Linked DNA regions of Homo sapiens: region 1 is linked to region 2. Evidence: read pairs that join two places in POLR2A ChIA-PET (ENCODE). Cell type or tissue: endothelial cell of umbilical vein. All regions are shown on one strand. Each heading gives the region's core, and the rest is flanking DNA. Links, peaks and the distances in the headings are about the cores only.

Region 1 (9,072 bases), core at 2,613-7,612, 680 kb after region 2:
CTAACCCCCTCTCTCTCTTTCTGTGGCCCTGAGTAAGTCACTTCTCCATGCTGGTATCTCTTGTCCCTTCATCCATTCTCAACATAGTTGCCTGAATGGTCTTTAAAAAATGTAATTTATATCCAAAACCCTTTGCTCAAAACCTTCCATCATGTCACAACAAGATCCATTATGTTAGAACAAGATCCATGGTTCCTCAGTGGCCTGAAAGGCTTTAGATGAAAGGCTGGTAAATGATAGTCTGTGGGCCAAGTCTGGCCTATTGTCCATTCTCATATAATCCATCAGCTCCTATTTCTAAATGTTTGGAAAAAAAAATCAAAAGAAGACGACTATCTCATGACACATGAAAATGATACGAAATTCAAATTTCAGTGCCTGTAAATAAGTTTTATTGGGCTAGGTGCCGTGGCTCATGCCTGTAATCCCAGCACTTTGGGAGGCCGAGGTGGGCGGATCACGAGGTCAGGAGTTCGAGACCAACCTGACCAACATGGTGAAACCCCCCGTCTCTACTAAAAATACAAAAAAATTAGCCGAGTGTGGTGTTGTGCACCTGTAATCCCAGCTACACAGGAGGCTAAGGCAGGAGAATTGCTTGAACCTGGGAGGTGGAGGTTGCAGTGGTTGCAGTGAGCCAAGATCATACCACTGCACTCCAGCCTGGGTGACAGAGCGAGACTCCGTCTCAAAAAAAAAAAAAAAAAAAAGCTTTATTGGGACACAGCCATTTTCATCATCATTTTCATATTGTCCATGGCTATTTTCATGCGACAATGGCAGAGTTGAGAGGCTGTGGAACAGATCATATGGTTCAGAAAGCCTAAACTATTTACTCTCTGGCCCTTTACAGAAAAAGTTTGCTGACTGCTGCTCTAGATGATCTGGCCCCTCACTGGTTACTTCTCTGATCTCATCTCCTAATGCTCACTCTTTGTTCCTTTCACTGGAATCACCTGGATCTTCTTGATGTTCCTCAAACATGCCAAGCTTTTTCCCACTTCAGGGACTTGACACTTGCTCTTCTCTCTGCCTGGTTCGTCCTTCCCTCAGCCCCCTGCATGGGTTTCTCCCTCACACTCCATTCAGGTCTCTGCCTATGTGTCACCTTCTTGAAAGGGTCTTTGCTATCACTGTGCTTAAGCCCCTTTGGGACGTTCATCTTCTCTGGCATCACATTCTTTATTTATGTGTGGTATTTAAAGTCTTGTCTTCCCAACTCTATGAGACCAGGGACTTTTTTGGGTTCCCTGTTATGTAACCAGAAACTAGAACAAGACTGGCATATGGTAGGTCTTCAACAAATATTTGTTTAATGACTAACTGTAGGAAAGAATAAAGACTCTTCCCTCTTAGGCTCTGAAATTCAATTCCAACCTGAGGATGCAGCTCCAGCCTAGACATAGAGCCATGCTTTTTTTGAGACAGGGTCTCACTTAGTGTCATCTAGGCTGGAGTGCAGTGGTGTGATCAGGGCTCACTGTAGCCTCACCCCTCCCACTGGGCTCAAGTGATCCTCCCACCTCAGCCTATGGAGTAGCTGGGACTATAGGCATGTGCCACCACACCCGGCTAATTTTTTTGTAGTTTTTGTAGACACAGGGTTTCGCCATGTTGCCCAGGCTGATCTCGAACTCCTGGGTTCAAGGATCCTCCCACCTCAGCCACCCAAAGTGCTAGGATTACAGGTGTGAGCCACTGTGCCTGGCCAAGCCATGCATTTTAAAAGTCCGTGCTGGTGTGATCCTAGACAAAATGTTGCCGATTCCCACAGCAGTGTTGATATGAAGCTAATAAACAGCTGTCCTTTAAATGTATTCTAATATGATATGCAATTTCAGCTCATAAATGATCAGGCACTGCCTGCCTCTTCCCCCTTCATGGTTTCCACGCTCGCTTTCCCTCTTTGCTCCAGCTGCTCTGGCCTCCATCTGGCCATCAGGCACGCTTGAGAGCTTTTGCACCTGCTGTCCCCTCTTGCTGGAAAGCTTCTGCTCTAGATCTTCTCATGTTCCTTTCCCATCATTTGGGTCACTGCTAGGAGAGGCCCTCTCTGACCACTGTGTATATTGCTCCAACCCTACTCCCAGTCTCTGTCCCTTTCTATATATATGTATATATATATGTATATATTTGTAGTTGTATCACTTTCTGGAATTATCTTCTTACATTAACAGGGCACTTATGTATTATCTGTCTCCTTTCACTGGCTTGGAAGTTCCTTGAAAACCAGGACCTCATCTGTCTTGTTCACTGGTTTATCTACCACTTAAACTTCAGTCTTCTCCGCTGTGAAATGGGGCTAAGAATGCCCACTTTACTTGGTTATTGCAAAGATGGAATGAAGGAACATGTTCAAGAGTGTTTAGTGAAGTGTCAAGCATTTAGCAGGTGCTTAATATGTGTTTCTTGAATGAACGAAATTGGAGTTTTCCACTACTTTAAATAGGGTGTTCCCCCTTTTATTATGTTTCTAATTTGAACTATTTTTTTGATTTGACATATTGTGAAATGATTATCACAGTCAAGTTTAGTTAACACATCTCACCTCACCTAGTTATCATTTGTGTGTGTGTGTGTGGTGAGAACAGTAAAAAGTGACTTTTTAAAACAAATTTCGAGTATGCAATATGGTATTGTTAACTGTAGCCATGATTCTGTACATTAGATCCCCAGAACTTAGTCTTCTTAAAACTGAAACTTTGTATCCTTTGACCAACATCTCCCCAGTTCCCCCAGCCCTCAGCCTCTGGCAACCACCATTCCATTCTCCCCCTTTTATTTTAAATTAATAAAGATTAATTTTATATTTTCATATTTAAAAAAGAGATTGTTCCTTGAAAACTCATCAGTCTCCACATTTCTTAGCTTGGAATTTAGGTCCTTCTATATCAAACTGTCTTTCCAGTCTCATCTCCTACCAGTTTTTCAGACATTCTGTGCTGCTGCCAGACAGGTCTAGAAAGGCTTCCTGAGCATATCTGATGTGCCTGGCATTTGTTTTTCAGGTCCTGCTATGATTGGAATGTCTGTCCCTCCAAAACTGATGTTGAAATTTAATCCCTAATGTGGCAGTATTGAGAGGTGCAGCCTTTAAGAGGTGATTGGGTCATGAGGGCTCTATCTTCATGAATATGGATTAATCCGTTCATGGATAAAGGCATTAATGAGTTAATGCATTAATGGGTTATCATGGGAGTGGAACTGGTGGCTTTATAAAAAGAGGAAGAGAGACCTGAGCTAACATGTTCAGCCCCCTCACCCTGTGATGCCCTGGGCCGCCTCCAGACTGCAGAGAGACCCCATCAGCAAGAAGGCCCTTGCCAGATATGGCCCGTCAACCTGAGACTTCTCGGCCTCCCAAACTCTTAAGAAATACATTCTGTTTCTTTATAAATGATCCAGGTTCAGGTATTCTGTTATAAGCAGCAAAAAATGGACCAGGACAGGTCCACACTTTTATCTGCAATTCTGAAATCCAGAAAGCTGTGAAACCAAAATATTTCTCCATTGTTTTGGTATAGACTCATTTGGTGGCAAAACTTGACCTGACCTGATATGACTGTTTATAATCTTTATTCACTCCATGTGCTATATATATTCCTATGTCTTGCCGTAGAATTATTAACATGTTTGCTTACATGGTACCACCTGAGGACATATTGAGGTTTTCATCATGTGTTAGTGTAGGTACCATATTACCTTTATAAAATCCAAAAAGTTCTGAAACACAGCTGACCCCCAAGAGTCACACAGAAGGGACTGTGGACCAGCATCCTGGAGGGAGCCATGGACTTAGAATTGGAAGAGGTGGGTTTGCTTCTTTGCTTTTGCAGTGATACCTTGCATAGCCCTGGGCAAGTCCCATCGTCCTCGATTTTCAGTTACCTCATCAATGAAATGGAACCTGTCCTGTCTGAAAACACATTGTAGGCTCAGAAACCAGATGATTAAGCTTGTTAGAAATATGTGTTAACAAAGAGTGAATAGGTTCTGAATAAGATCTGAGGATTACCCCTTCTGAGGAAGGTTCATGAGTTTCATTGTATAAATGCATTGGCAATTCTCTACCTTTCTCACTAGTTGATTTTTTGGTTTTGGGTGAAGTTCCATAGAAAGGGGGCTACCAGATCTCTGATTTTTGAGGAGCAGAACTATGGCTCTACCTTGGCTTTCTGTAGCACCCTTCCTTGGTTGGAGGCTACGATGGATGGGCTCCTCTTCCTCAGCTCAGAAACACAGTTGACAGGGAGAGGTTGCTCTGGAACGCTGTTCTGGGGTTTATTTGCAGTTTCCTGTTGATGGCAATAAATAATTATATAGGTGAGATCTGGTGATGGCTACCTACACACCCAGCCTGCCCTCAAAAGCATGAGGACACTTTATTATTTTTATTTTTATTTTTGAGACAGAGTCTCTGTCACCCAGGCGGGAGCGCAGTGGCACGAGCTTGGCTCACTGCAACCTCTGCCTCCTGGGTTCAAGCGATTCTTATACCTCAGCCTCTCGAGTAGCTGGGATTACAGGTGTGTACCACCAGGCCTGGCTAATTTTTGTATTTTTAGTAGAGATGGGGTTTCACTAAGTTGCCCAGGCTGGTCTCAAACTCCTGGGCTGAAGCAATCCACCCACCTTGGCCTCCCAAAGTGCTGGGATTACAGGTGTGAGCTACTGTGCCTGGCTGCATGAGGAACTTTAAAATAAAAGGCACCTGGCAAACATGACAGCATTGAACAAGGTGAGAGAAGATACTTGAGGACCTTCAGATAACGATAATGACAACTAAAATTACTGAACCTCACTACGTACAAAGCATTGTGTGAATTAGCTCCTTTAGCTTTTCAACAAGCCTATGAAGTAGGTACTATTATTAGTCATTCCATTTTATAGGTGAGGAAATGGGGAAGGTCAAATTACTGTGCAAGGTCATGTGGCTAGTGAGTGGGAGAACCAGGATTCCAATCCCATAGCCCTTTCTTTCTTTCTTTCCTTTCTTTCTTTTTTTTTTGTAAGACAGAGTCTTGCTCTCTTGCCAAGGCTGGAGGTCCACCTTCCAGGTTCAAGTGATTCTCTTGCCTCAGCCTCCGGAGTAGCTGGGACAGGCATGTGCCACCATGCCCAATTAATTTTTGCGTTTTTAGTAGAGATGGGGTTTCACCATGTTGGCCAGGCTGGTTTCGAACTCCTGGCCTCAAGTGATCTGCCCATCTCAGCCTCCCAAAGTGCTGGGATTATAGGCATGAGTTACCATGCCTGGCCCCACAGCCTGACTTTTAACCTCTCTCCTGTATTCCTTCTCATTTTTGAAATTAACTTTACCCCTTACATTTTTCCAGATAATTGCTTAGTATTAATATCTTACTAGATGTAGCTCCTTAAGGGTGACATCTTAACAGCTAAACCTGCAAGGAATTTAGAGAAAGCTTCTCTTTATCTCCAAAGAATGTTAAAAGGATCCAAAACCCAGGGAGAAGTGCTCTGGAATGGGAATATCAGGTCATGCTGGTGGGAGGAAGCAGCTGGGATGAATGAACTAGTGCTAGCTCCTCCACCAGCCCTCTGTGACTCTGGGAAGTTGTTTTGTCCTTGGCTGTCATGTTTTTCATCTATACAATGAGGTTGGAAACACCCCATGGAAAGGAAGTGTAGGGATGTAAGACACAGCACTGGCTCAATCAGGTGTGGTGTGACCAGGAAATGTGACCTGGGACAACAATAATAATGACACATTGCCTCCTGACAAGTCATACTTAACAGACAAGTTATTTCATCTCTTTGAGTCTCAATTTCCTCACCCGAAAGCAGGCAAAACATTTATTCATTTGACAAATATTTCTTATACTCCTACTATTTTTCTGTAAAGGGTCTGGAATGTAATGATAAACAAATGGATGTAGTCCAATTCTTAACAAAAATACAATCTAGTGGAGAAGACAGACATTGGACAAGCAAGGACACAAATATATATACACACACACATACACACAAATTGTGGTTAAGTGCTATGAGGAAGAATAATAGAGGCAGCTGTTGGTAATTTAGACCAACCAGGGTCAGTTTTTTGCTCTCCCGAGGGACATCTGGCAATTTCTGGAGATATTTTGGTTGTCACTGGAAGGGAGGTGCTACTGGCAACCAGTGAGTACAAGCTAGAGATGCTGCTTAACATCCTACTTGATATCCTTAGGTAGGACCTTAACATCCCTAACATCCTGCTGGTGCACAGAATAGTCCCTTATAAGAAAGAATTACTGGTCCAAAATGTCAGTAGTGTTGGGGTTGAGAAGCGCTGGTGTAGATGAGGTCAGAGAAGTTCTCTCTGAGAGAGCACCATTGGAGGTGAGCGTATCTTCCTCAGAGAGTTGCTGGGAGAATTAGAGATAATGGATGCAGAGCCCTGAGGACAGGGCCTGGTACCCTGGAGATCTCAGGAGAGGGCATGTGAGACCGCTGTATTTTTTGTAGAGACAGGGTTTTGCCATGTTGCCCTGGAGGGCTCTGGAGCAGGGCTCTGGAGTTAGACTTCCTGGGTTTGGAATCCCGTCTCCCACTTCATGGAGTGACCTTGAGCAAGTCATTCGACATCTCTGAACCTTAGCTTCCTTGTCTGTCAACCCCTAAACTACCTCATAGGACTGCCATGAAGATTGTGTGAGATAATACAGGTTAAGATGCCTATAGTAATGGATCACACATGTTTGTTATTCAATGTATGCTGGCTACTATTATCATCAATAACTCCAAGGCCATTTCTAAGATCACCTTTAGGGTAAAAAGTCAAATGGTGCTGCTGTTGTGGAGACAAGAACAGGCCAGAAACCAAGAGAAATTGCTCCAAGAGTCCTCTTCCTAGCTGTGCCACCCATGGCATGCCCTTCACCTCTTTGGACTTCAGTTTTCTTGTCTGTAAGTGGGCATAACCCCTACCTCCAAAGAATGATCATGAAGAAGAGATCTGTAGTGAGTGGAGGGACATAGGAGTAGCTGCCCCTGGCATGGAAGGGCCTGGACTCACCCCACTCTTGGGCTTGCTGCTCACGGAGAGCCCCAGGGCTGGCCCTCCTGCCAGGGACTGCTGCAAGCGCTCCTTCACAGCCACCAGCTTCAGCTCCAGGTCAATCCGGCGCTCCTCCTTTGCCCGACACTGAGCTTCCAGGGTGGCCACGGCTTCTTCCAGAGCCTTTAATTTTGCTCCTGAATCAAGAGACATTGATAAGAAAAAGCTGAACCTGACCTGAAATGTCAGGGAATCTGGCAGGGCCTCAGGCCTTTGTCTGCCCCTCCTAGAGGGCCCTTCCAGCCCCCAGTCTTGGTTAAGAGATGGACTCTGGGTTTGGGGTTCCAGCTCCATACTAGGATTCCAGCTCCATAATGAGATGAGGTCTCATTATGTTCTTCATATGTCTGGTTCCTATTTCACCATCTCCTGGAAATAGCACTCTGAGTTTTCGTTGGGAAACCACCTTCCCCCTCTCATTCTGTCTTTTTTTTTTGAGACGGAGTCTCGCTCTGTCGCCCAGGGTGGAGTGCAGTGGGTGATCTCAGCTCACTGCAACCTCCGCCTCCTGGGATCAAGTGATCCTCCTGCCTCAGCCTCCCAAGTAGCTGGGACTACAGGCACACGCCAGCACACCCAGCTAATTTTTGTATTTTTAGTAGAGATGGGGTTTTGCCATGTTGGCCAGGCTAGTCTCAAACTGCTGATCTCAAGTAATCCACCAGCCTTGGCCTCCCAAAGTGCTGGGATTACAGGCATGAGCCACTGCACCTGCCCCACTACCCCCATTCTCTTTAGTTTGAGTGGGGCTGACTCTACTTCTAGTTCCAGGGTTTGGCACATAACTTAGGTCTGCCCCATAATCACAACTCATCTTCTGGTGACAGTGATTGGATTAGGGATGAAAGTCGGACCAATCAGAGTGAATCCAGAGGGCTCTGCGGTGGTCATTGGGAGGAGAAGCTCTCTCTGCTTGGGTTGGCTGGGAGGGCTGGCACTGTGCAGCCATTGTGGCATCACAAGGGAAGAATGAAACCAAAGGAGAGAAGGGTAGAAGCATGAGTGTGAGAAATAAGCTTCCTGGTGACATCATTTAAGTCCCTGGACCCCACTACACCAGATCGCTCAATTTTCCAATTACATCTTCTTTCATTTCTCTGCCAGTTTAGCTTTGGTTTCTGTTACTTGTAAACAAGTGTCATAGCAGGGCTTTACAGACACCAGAGTTTTCAGTAGGATTTGCTGCTTATTCAATTTTTTTTTTTTTTTCTTGAGACGGAGTCTCGCTCTGTCACCCAGGCTGGAGTGCAGTGGCGTGATCTTGGCTCACTGCAAGCTCTGCCTCCTGGGTTTATGCCATTCTCCTGCCTCAGCCTCCTGAGTAGCTGGGACTACAGGCACCCGCCGCCACACCCGGCTAATGTTTTGTATTTTTAATAGAGACGGGGTTTCACCGTGTTAGCCAGGATGGTCTCGATCTCCTGACCTTGTGATCTGCCCACCTCAGCCTCCCAAAGTGCTGGGATTACAGGCGTGAGCCACCGCACCCAGCCTCAATTTATTTTTATTTTTAAATTTTCTTTAAAAATTTTTAAAAAATTTTCTTTCTTTTAGAAAAATAGAGATGAAGTCTCATTATGTTGCTCAGGCTGGTGTCGAACTCCTGCACTCAAACAGGCCTCCTGCCTCGGCTTCCCAAAGTGCCAGGATTACAGGCATGAACCACGGCACCCAGCCCACTTTTTTGATTTAATCTAACAAACCTATATTAGTACCTTTCTCATGCCAAGTGCTGTGTTGGGTCTTACCAGGTTTAAAAATCAGTTCCATTCTTTGCCCTGAGGGAGGCTGTGCCGGAGGGTTTTCCAGTAATGTTGAACTCTTTATATTCACCATTCACCATGTATTTAATGCATGGTGCAAAATTTAAAAAAAAATTTTAATGCAAAAATTAAAAAAAAATTTTTTTTAAAAATGCTTACCATGTATCAGGCATTGTCCTTGGCCCTAGATATATCAGTGAACAAAGCAGGCAAAGATCCTTGCCCTTATGGTGCTTATATTTGTGTGTCTGT
Region 2 (9,072 bases), core at 1,350-6,349:
GAGCTTGATCTTAGTAAGAGAACCATGGCTCTAAAGTTTTTCAGGCTGGGCACCATGGCTCACACATGTAATCCCAACACTTTGGGAGGCAGGTGGATCACTTGAGGCCAGGAGTTCGACACCAGCCTGGCCAACATGGTGAAATCCCATTTCTACTAAAAATACAAAAAAACCTAGCTGGCTGTGGTGGCACATGCCTGTAATCCCAGCTACTCGGGAGGCTGAGACATAAGGATCACTTGAACCAGGGAGGTAGAGGTTGCAGTGAGCTGAGATCGTGCTATCCAGCCTGGACAATAGAGCAAGACTCTATCTTCAAAAAAAAAAAAAAAAGCTGTTTCAGTTAAAGCCAGGTATGATGGTATGATGTCATATGCCTATAGTACCAGCTACTCAGGAAGCTGAGGCAGGAGGATCACTTGAGACCAAGAATTTGAAATGGGCCTAGGCAACATAGCAAGAGACTCTGTCCCAAAAAAAAAAGTTATTTCAAAGTGGAAAAAAAACCACACATACAAGAAATGAAAAAGAAAGCCACACATACAAGAAATGAAAAAGCCAAAGTAAAAATAGCCTGAAGGAGGGATAAGCCCACAGTGATCACTGACAGTCTTTCATGTATAAGCACAGGAAATATGGTCATTTGAGACCTGTTTCGCATTGGTCAAGAAAGGCCAAGGAAGATTCTGACTACTATCCAGTTCAATCTCCCCACTGCAGTTAGAGAACTGCCTTTTTGGGGAATACATTGTGAATACACTGATGGCTTCAGAGAGGCACATCAGAGAAGATGGCACAAGAGCCTTAGACAAAACCCCCTGTGAGACATTAGCACTAGGCCCTTCCTGACAACATGAAGAGCAATAGTAGGGCTAATAATTACATTGATGTCTATCATGATGATAGCAGGACATTCACTGAGGATTTAATATGTACCAGAAACTGCCATTTAGTCTATATGGATAATCTTATTTGACCCTGCTAACATCCCTAATGAAGTAGGTACTAACTTCCATTGACAGATGAGACAAAACTTAAATCCAGGAACAGATATAGAATGTCTTGACCAAGATTACATAGTTAAAAACCTTGGGAAGCAGGGGTCTGAACTGAGGTAGCTAACTCCAGAATTGTGTTCTTAATTATCCTGTCTCCTGGAATTAGTGCTACCCTGAACTTAGCCAGAAGCCAAAACACTCATCCAGAGGGCAAAAGTCACCATCCCAGTATTTCTCAAAGAGATGTGAAAATTGCCCCAGAGAAGTTTAAGGTATGCTGCTATACAAGGTTTTTCTACACATACAAGTTTGGACCATGCTGAGTTAAACATGTGATAATCACGAACCTAACCTAAGCCATTTTCACTAAAATAATGTCCTCTCTTTCCTTTTCTACCCACCCAAATTCTGTTGAATCTTCAACTCTCTCTCTTCTATAATACCTTGCCTGTCTGTCTCAGTCCTTATAAATGTCTCTCCTCTCTGAACTAGGTGAGAATTTACTGCCTCTTCCATCCATTTTAGCCCTTAAAATGTATAGTTTCATATAAAAAATGTGGCAAGTATATATGTTTTATCTAGTTCGCACCAAGCATACACAGGTGACAACATGTTAAACGGAACTTCAGAAGGGCACAGCAGTGATGCTCATTTATTTATTGAGTGTCTTCTATGGGCAAAGGCTGTGGGAGATACCAAGGTCATTAAGGAACTCACAATGTGACATAAACAGAAACATTGTTAACTGATGATGAGTGTTAAATAAAAATGTTAAAGACATATAGATACAGACATCTCTATATACAGACGGGGGGATGACAGAAACAAGTAAATAAACATGGTGTAGTAGTTCATGGAAATTATGAAACAGGTACTATTTTGAAGACTATTTAAAGGCATGATATGTTAAATTAAAAAAAGCAAAATATTATAGTATTGGAGATATCCACGAAAAAACAGAAAGAAAAATAAAAGGGAAAACAGTGCTCACAGTGCTGTAATCCCAGCACTTTGGGAGGCCGAGACAGGAGACTGTTTGAGGCCAGAGCAACAAAGGAAGACCCCATCTCTACTGGAAAAAAAAAAGAAGGGAAAGAAGAAGAAAAAAACAGATACAGAACTTATTCACAGAAAAAAAGACTGGAAAGAAGTACACCAAAATGTTAATAATGGCTTTTCTTTGGATGGTATATGAGTTTGGATAACAATTTATTCCATTTTTCTTTTGTATTTTTTAAACAAACTATATACAATGGAAATGATTTACTTGTATAGTCAGACAGTAAAAACAAATGTTAACTTTTTAAAAATCACCTGTTCCTAATGGCAAACAGAAAGTCTATTCTGTGAGGCTTCCAAAGCAGCAACAGCCAATGGACCTTACCTTTGGGATCCACTTCCCTCCTAGGAAGTTACCACAGGTAGGGCACTTAGGTGGCTTGTGCCTGGTGACATATGTAAAGGAGCACCCTGGGCTGGTGCATGTCCCATGGCCCCGGCGGGTATATGTAGTGGTCTGTAAATAAAGAGCACATCAGAATCAATAGAACAACCTCTCTCAGACTGATGACCACTATAATCACAGCAACACCAGGAGGTCACAAGCTTGTGGAAAGATAACCAATTCATAATCATATCATAAAAGGTCAGTGTTGGAAAGGTCCTACAATACAACAAATTCACTCTTTAGAAATGGAGAAACTAAGTTCAAATGGGGAAAGACAATTGCCCAACATTACAGTTAGGTACCAGAAGAATGAAGAAAGTGATAGTTGCTATGCATTGAGCTAGGCACCACACAATGCTAAACACTTTACCAATATTTCATTTAATACTCTCAGCAATCGTATTAAGTACGTATTATTACTACTGAGGTTTAAATGCTTTGCCTCAAATCATCAATCAAGGGCAGAGCTAGACCTAGAACCCATATTTCTCTATTCTTGGCCCAACATTCCTTCTATGCATCCAGCTGCACCCTCTGGCTCTAAATACTTCAAAGAATTTGCTTCATCTTCATTCTTCAGACAACCAAGGACCTGGGATTCAGAATAAAAATAGATCCATGGTCACTGAAAAAATAAGGGCAGTTCAGGACTATAAGCCAGGCCCTATCCTTTGATACTCAACAGAATGTAGTTATTTGCATATTAATATATATAGCCACTGGCTCTTATCATCTCCACTGATCTCCCTTTGAGCAAAATGTATTACTATGGGTTATAATATTTCAGCTACAAATAAAAACGACTCATTCATTAGTCATGCTCCGCTTCTAGATTAAGGCTGGAAAAAAACCCATTTCTCTGTCATATTTGTTCTGTCACATATGAATGTTTACTCAGCTATTAATCCCAGCTTCCCTAGCCCAGCCAAAACGCAAAAAGCTTCCTTGGGGAAACACCAAACTACCATTAGCTACCTCTGCAAGGAAGCCTAAGGAAAAGGCTTCAATTATGGCTTCCAATTATGACAGTGGTATTAAGTCAAGGATGAGCGTGAAGTGGTATGGCACCAAAAAGAGGAAGACCAGGCTTTGGGTTCCAATTTTGCCACTAATACACTGAGTGACCTGGTGGTAAGGAACCTTAACTCTTGGGCCCTGAGTTTCTTCCTCTGTAAAATCGCCTGTTCTTCCTATTTTATAGGCGTGTCTTGCTGAGAAAGTGAGATAAGAAATGAGAAAACATTCACTTAGATTCTACATGCTTGTGAGAGACTATTAATAGTGGAATATAAAACATCTCTGATCCTTTCTCAGGTTATGGCCAATGTATAATTCTCATTCTGAACACCTCAAGAAAGCAGAGTAAAAATTTAAGATAGGTTAGTTTCATAAGTAAATTACCATGGACTTGGAAATTCTTAACATTGTTAAGTAGGCTAGAGAAATGACTTTAGGAAAAAAAGTGCTAATGTTCAAGGATGACGTTTCAGTCCTAAGTATTAATCATAAAACACTTTTCTAGAAGTGCTTGGCTGACATTTATTAGAGCATGAAAGAACAGTAATTTCCAGGAGAATAAAGACTCAGGAGAAATAACCAGTTTCTCCATGAGTCAAAGCTGCAGGCTGTTCCTATTTTAAAATATTGCAGCTTTATTATCTACAACATATTGTTTATCTCAGTAGAGATCTCTGAAGATAAACTTATAAGTTAAAAATATGTACTTTAGCCCTAAAGAAACTACTAAAATAACCAAAACAAAGTCAATAGCTAATAAGCCAATAAAAGAAAGCAGATCCATAAAAAATACTTATATCAGAAGAAGGCAGAACAAAATTGATGAGACAAATAATAATAGATCTAAATGTAACCATATCAATAATCACATTAAATATAAATGGCTTAAACCACCTCTTTTAAAGACAGAGACTGTCAGAGGGTCTTGCTTTTATATTGAAACTATATGCTATCTACACAAAGCAGAACAAAACAAAAACACTTTATGTAGATATAAATTAGTTAAAAGGATGGAAAAATAGATTTCTTGATGTAACAATAATTTTTAAAAGCTAGATATTAGACAAAGTAGATTTCAGAGCAAAGATTACTAGAGATAAAGGTCATTTTGTAATAACAAAGGGGCCAATTTATCAAGAGGGCACAACAATCCTACATGTTTACATACTTCGCAAGAGAGTCAAAATTTGCGACACAAAAATTAAGAGAACTGTAAGAAACAGACAAATCTACAAGGATAGTTAAATGTCACCTCCTTTTTTTTTTTTTTTTTTTTTGAGACAGAGTCTCACTCTGTTGCTCAGGCTACAGTGCAGTGGCACGATCACAGCTCACTGTATCCTCCAACTACTGGGCCCAAGCAATCCTCCCACCTCAGCCCTGAGTAGCTGGGACTATAGGTGTGTACCACCACACCCAACTATTTTTTGCTTTTTGTAGAGACGGGGTCTCCCTGCCTTGTCCAGGCTGGTCTTGAACTCCTGGGCTCAAGCAATCCTTCTGCCTCAGTCTCTCAAAGTGCTAGGGTTACAGGCACATATCACCGTGCCCGGCCAGATGCCTTCTCTTATAATTGATAGAACAAGTAGACAAAATCAGTAAGGATATAAAAGGGTTGAACGTTATCAATCAACTTGACCTAATTAGATATGTATAGAACATTCCACCCAATAGCAGACTATGCATTCTCTTCAAGTGTACATAACATTTATCAAGACAGACCACATTCTGGGCCGTAAGACAAGTCTCAATAAATTTAAAGGGATTCAGTTTAAATAAATCAAAAAGGTCAGGCCACAGTGGAATTAAATTATTAATCAATAACAGAAAGATATCTGGAAAATCCCCAAATATTTGCAGAGTAAATAATACGCTTCTAAGTATCTCATAGGTCAAAGAAGTAAATTAGAAAGTATTTGAATTGAATGAAAATGAAAACACACCATATCAGAATTTGTGGAATGCCACTAAAGCAGTGCTTAGAGGGAAATTCATAGCAGTAAGCACCTACATTAGAAAAGAAAGAAAGAGCTGGGCACGGTGGCTCACGCCTGTAATTCCAATACTTTTGGAGGCCAAGGCAGGAGGATTGCTTGAGCCCAGGAGTTCTAAGACCAGCCTGGGCAACACAGAGAGACCCCCATCTCTGCAAATAATTTGAAACAATTAGCTGGGTGTGGTGGTATGCACCTGTGGTCCCAGCTACCTGAGAGACTGGGGCAGGTAGGTGGATCCCAGGAAGTCAAGGATGCAGTGAGCCATGATTGTGCCACTGCACTCTAACATGGGCAACAGAGTGAAACCTTATTTACCAAAAAAAGAAAAGAAAAGAAAAGAAAGGTTTTGAATCAATGACATCAGCTTCTACCTTAAGAAACTAGAAAAAGAACAAATGAGAACTACCAGGGCAGTGAAGAACACACGTGACCATGGCCATCAGCTGGATAACGACTGTCATCGTGCCCTGCTCACCTTTGAAGTCCTGCTGGTTCACAGACTGGATGGCCGCAATACATTCTCCTGTATCTCCATATCTGTCCCCCTTTGGCTTTTGTTACTAACTTTAATGACCACAACATTTAGGCCAAAAAGGGGCAATCATTGGTGGTTTGGTATTCGCAGAGACTTCTGCCAGTTTCTGCTTGAAATTTTCCCATTTTTAAGAGAATATGGGAACATTTCATATGATCTCCATCAGGAAGATAGCGAAGGTGCTGAAGAAACATTGGTTCCAGAAGCTCCGAAAATTGCTCCAGTGTTTGGGAAGACCAGGTAGTTTTAATCCCTGGGAAATATGTTCCCCCACCTCCCAAGTTAAATATTGATATGCCAGATTAAACTCCTAGAGAGGGCCCATACACAGACTCCACCTTGCCTTTGCCTCTTGTTCATTCATACCAAACCTGGAAATGGAAACAGGCACCAAACACTGTCATCTCATACCCTGTTTGAGATTGATGCCTCATCAGCATGCATCATAAATGGAGACTGTTTCAGCATGTGGGTGTGTGTGGTGTGTACCTGGGTAAGAGAACTTGCTTTCCACATTCGTGCTTTAGATGTAGCTGGGGGCAGTAAGTTGAACTGTTTTAGTAGGTCCTCAAAAGGAATAACTACACAGTGGTTTTCTTTAAAGTGCTACTGTACCTATCGAAAGTATCGTTTAAAAGTATTTTTATACACTGCTAGTACAAAATTGTATTTCAGATTGTGCCTGTTATGACATAATAGCAAACGTAAAGAATTCTCTGTTTATAAACCTCACAGTTTGTTTAAACTGCATATTGTCTATTGCAGATGTCTTTAAAGATTGCATAAAACAATATGTGCCTGGTGTGGAGCTTACCCAAGTACTAGACATGAACATAGGGACTGCAAATCCCATGGGTGTTAATATTTAGGTGTTAGTAACCGAGGTCTGCACTGTGTGAAGGTCTCTGGTAGTATCCGTTAGTAGAGGGAGCAGCCACCGCCCTTGCGAACTTGTGACATGCTCTAGTGTAGTACCAGGCCATAAAGTGACACTGTTGTTTAGCACCCTGAATTTTTCCACACAGGTAGTAACTGTCCAGAAACAATCAAAATAAGCAACAAGTGGTTTGTCCATTTCTAAGAATCTTAGAATATTAGTTGGTTGTAATGTAAAGCATTACCTGTCACTGGAAAGCTGGAGAGAGTGGCCTTAACCAGAAGTGGCCAACAATCAGGTATTATTTTAAGGTCTAAACTTTTTCATCTGTCAGCAATAGGGAAACAACAGTTCAAATTATCTTTGTAGATAAGTACATTGTTTATTACAGGGTAATAAGGGAATGTTATGAACAACTTTATGTCAATAAATTTAACAGCCTAAATGAAATGGACAAATTCCTTGAAAGCCAAAATACCAAATGCTCACTCAAAGAGACAGTCTGAATAGTCCTATACATATTTTTAAAATTGGGCTTGCAGTTAAAAACCTTCTCACAAAGAAAACTCCAGGCCCAGATGACTTCACTGGTAATACTACCATTTAAGGAAAAGAACTGAGGTGGAGAAAATACTTCCCAAGTCATTTTAAGAGGCAAGCATTACCCTGATATGAAAAGTGGACAGAGACTGTATAAGGAAATTCTGAGCCAAATTCTGAGCAAACTTTTTAGCAAATGAAATCCAACAATCTATGAGAGGGATACTACATCACTGTCAAATGGGGTTTGTCCCAGGAATACAAGGGTGGTTTAAAATTTGAGTAATAGTGAAATTCACCACCTTAACCAACTTCCGGAAAATTCTTATAATACTCTCAATAGACACAGAAAAAGCATTTGAAAAAATCCAACATGCATTCCTGATAAAAGCTTTCAGAAAATTAGGAATAGAGGGAACTACCTAAACATGATAAAGGGCATGTAGGAAAAACCTATAGTTAATATACTTAATGAAGAAGGACTGAATCCTTTCCTCCTTACATGAGGACAAGACAAAGATGTCTGCTCTTACCACTTCTATTCAGCATTGTACCAGAAGTCCTAGACAATATCATAAGGCAAGAAAAAGAAGGAATTCAAATCAGAAAGGACATATAAAACTGTCATTACTTGTAGACAGCATGATTAACTTTGTAGGAAACCCAACAGCATCTACAAAAGTTACCAGAACTAATAAGTGAGTTAAGCAAAGTTGTAGAATACAAGCCCAATATACAAAGCAATCAATTGTATTACGATATACTAGTTGTAGGCAATCAGATATTGAAAATTTTCTAAAAATGCCATTTATAATAGTGTGAGAAAAAGATAAACAGGGATAAATCTCAGCCCCGATGCTGAAAAAAATATCAACTGGGAATCAAGAAACGAATCCAGTCTGACTTGTCTTGTAACCTTGAACAAGTCCTTTCTCTCCTATGGCCCTTTTCCTAATCTGTACGATCACAGTATTGAATTAGATCAGTGGCTGCTCATTTTCCTAAATCATGTATGCTTACGAAAATTTTATAAAAGTCATGGAATCCATTCCAGGAAAAAAGTTTGTATAAAACTTGAGGTGAGTTCATGGATCCCATGGAGATCTATCTACAACCCCCTCACCCCCATTAAGAACATATGGACCACATAATCCCTGAAATCTTTGCCAGTCCTCGCATCCTGAGGTTCTAAGACTTTTAGAAATCTTCTTGGTCCTACAACTGGTAGCTCAGAAAGAAAAAAAGACAAATCTACTTAGAAAAAAAATGCTTATGACACCCTAATTGCCATCAATCCCCCACATACAGTACTGACCAGTTTGATGGAGGTGGGGTTCTCCACAACCGAGTAGGCAGGCAGAGGCAACATGATGAACTGTGTGGCTGGTGCAGAGGAGCTACTCTCACTGGAATCCTATGGGCAATGAAGAGAAGGACAGTTTCACTGAAACAGAGTAATAAAGAACACCCAGGCCACTCAACACTGGAAGCCTGGATTAAGTTTAATAACAGACAGTGTACTCATCCCAATGTGCTTATCAAAAGGAATGAATTTATGATTATCTCAAAAAGTTTAAGAACAAAGAGAAAACTATTTCCACAGGAAGTGTGCTATGTTTATTTTATAGATGAGAAAACTGAGGTTCTAAGACATTTAGGAC

The links. ChIA-PET counts read pairs that join two places held together with the same protein. Peaks named below come from ENCODE experiments on the same cell type or tissue, not always from the same donor. Only the 100,000 strongest peaks of a DNase experiment are listed, where the experiment ranks them.
Region 1: POLR2A ChIA-PET joins it to region 2 with 10 read pairs; 1 of 35 experiments calls an interaction of 5 or more read pairs at or near these places.

What each region holds. Positions count from the first base shown.
Region 1 is chr5:149,330,817-149,339,888 of GRCh38, reverse strand. It overlaps AFAP1L1 (actin filament associated protein 1 like 1), which reads right to left. Exons shown (of 19, transcript NM_152406.4): 17 at 7,016-7,194; 18 at 4,167-4,295. Among named protein-coding and RNA genes, the nearest start is that of GRPEL2, 10 kb to the left of the region's middle. In endothelial cell of umbilical vein, for the core only: no CTCF peak of the experiment used is centred there; a DNase peak (open chromatin) is centred at 5,588; H3K27ac peaks cover 2,180 bases.
Region 2 is chr5:150,012,008-150,021,079 of GRCh38, reverse strand. HMGXB3 (HMG-box containing 3) reads right to left here. Exons shown (of 20, transcript NM_014983.3): 5 at 8,727-8,825; 6 at 2,383-2,514. Among named protein-coding and RNA genes, the nearest start is that of HMGXB3, 16 kb to the right of the region's middle. In endothelial cell of umbilical vein, for the core only: no CTCF peak of the experiment used is centred there; a DNase peak (open chromatin) is centred at 3,309; H3K27ac peaks cover 1,277 bases.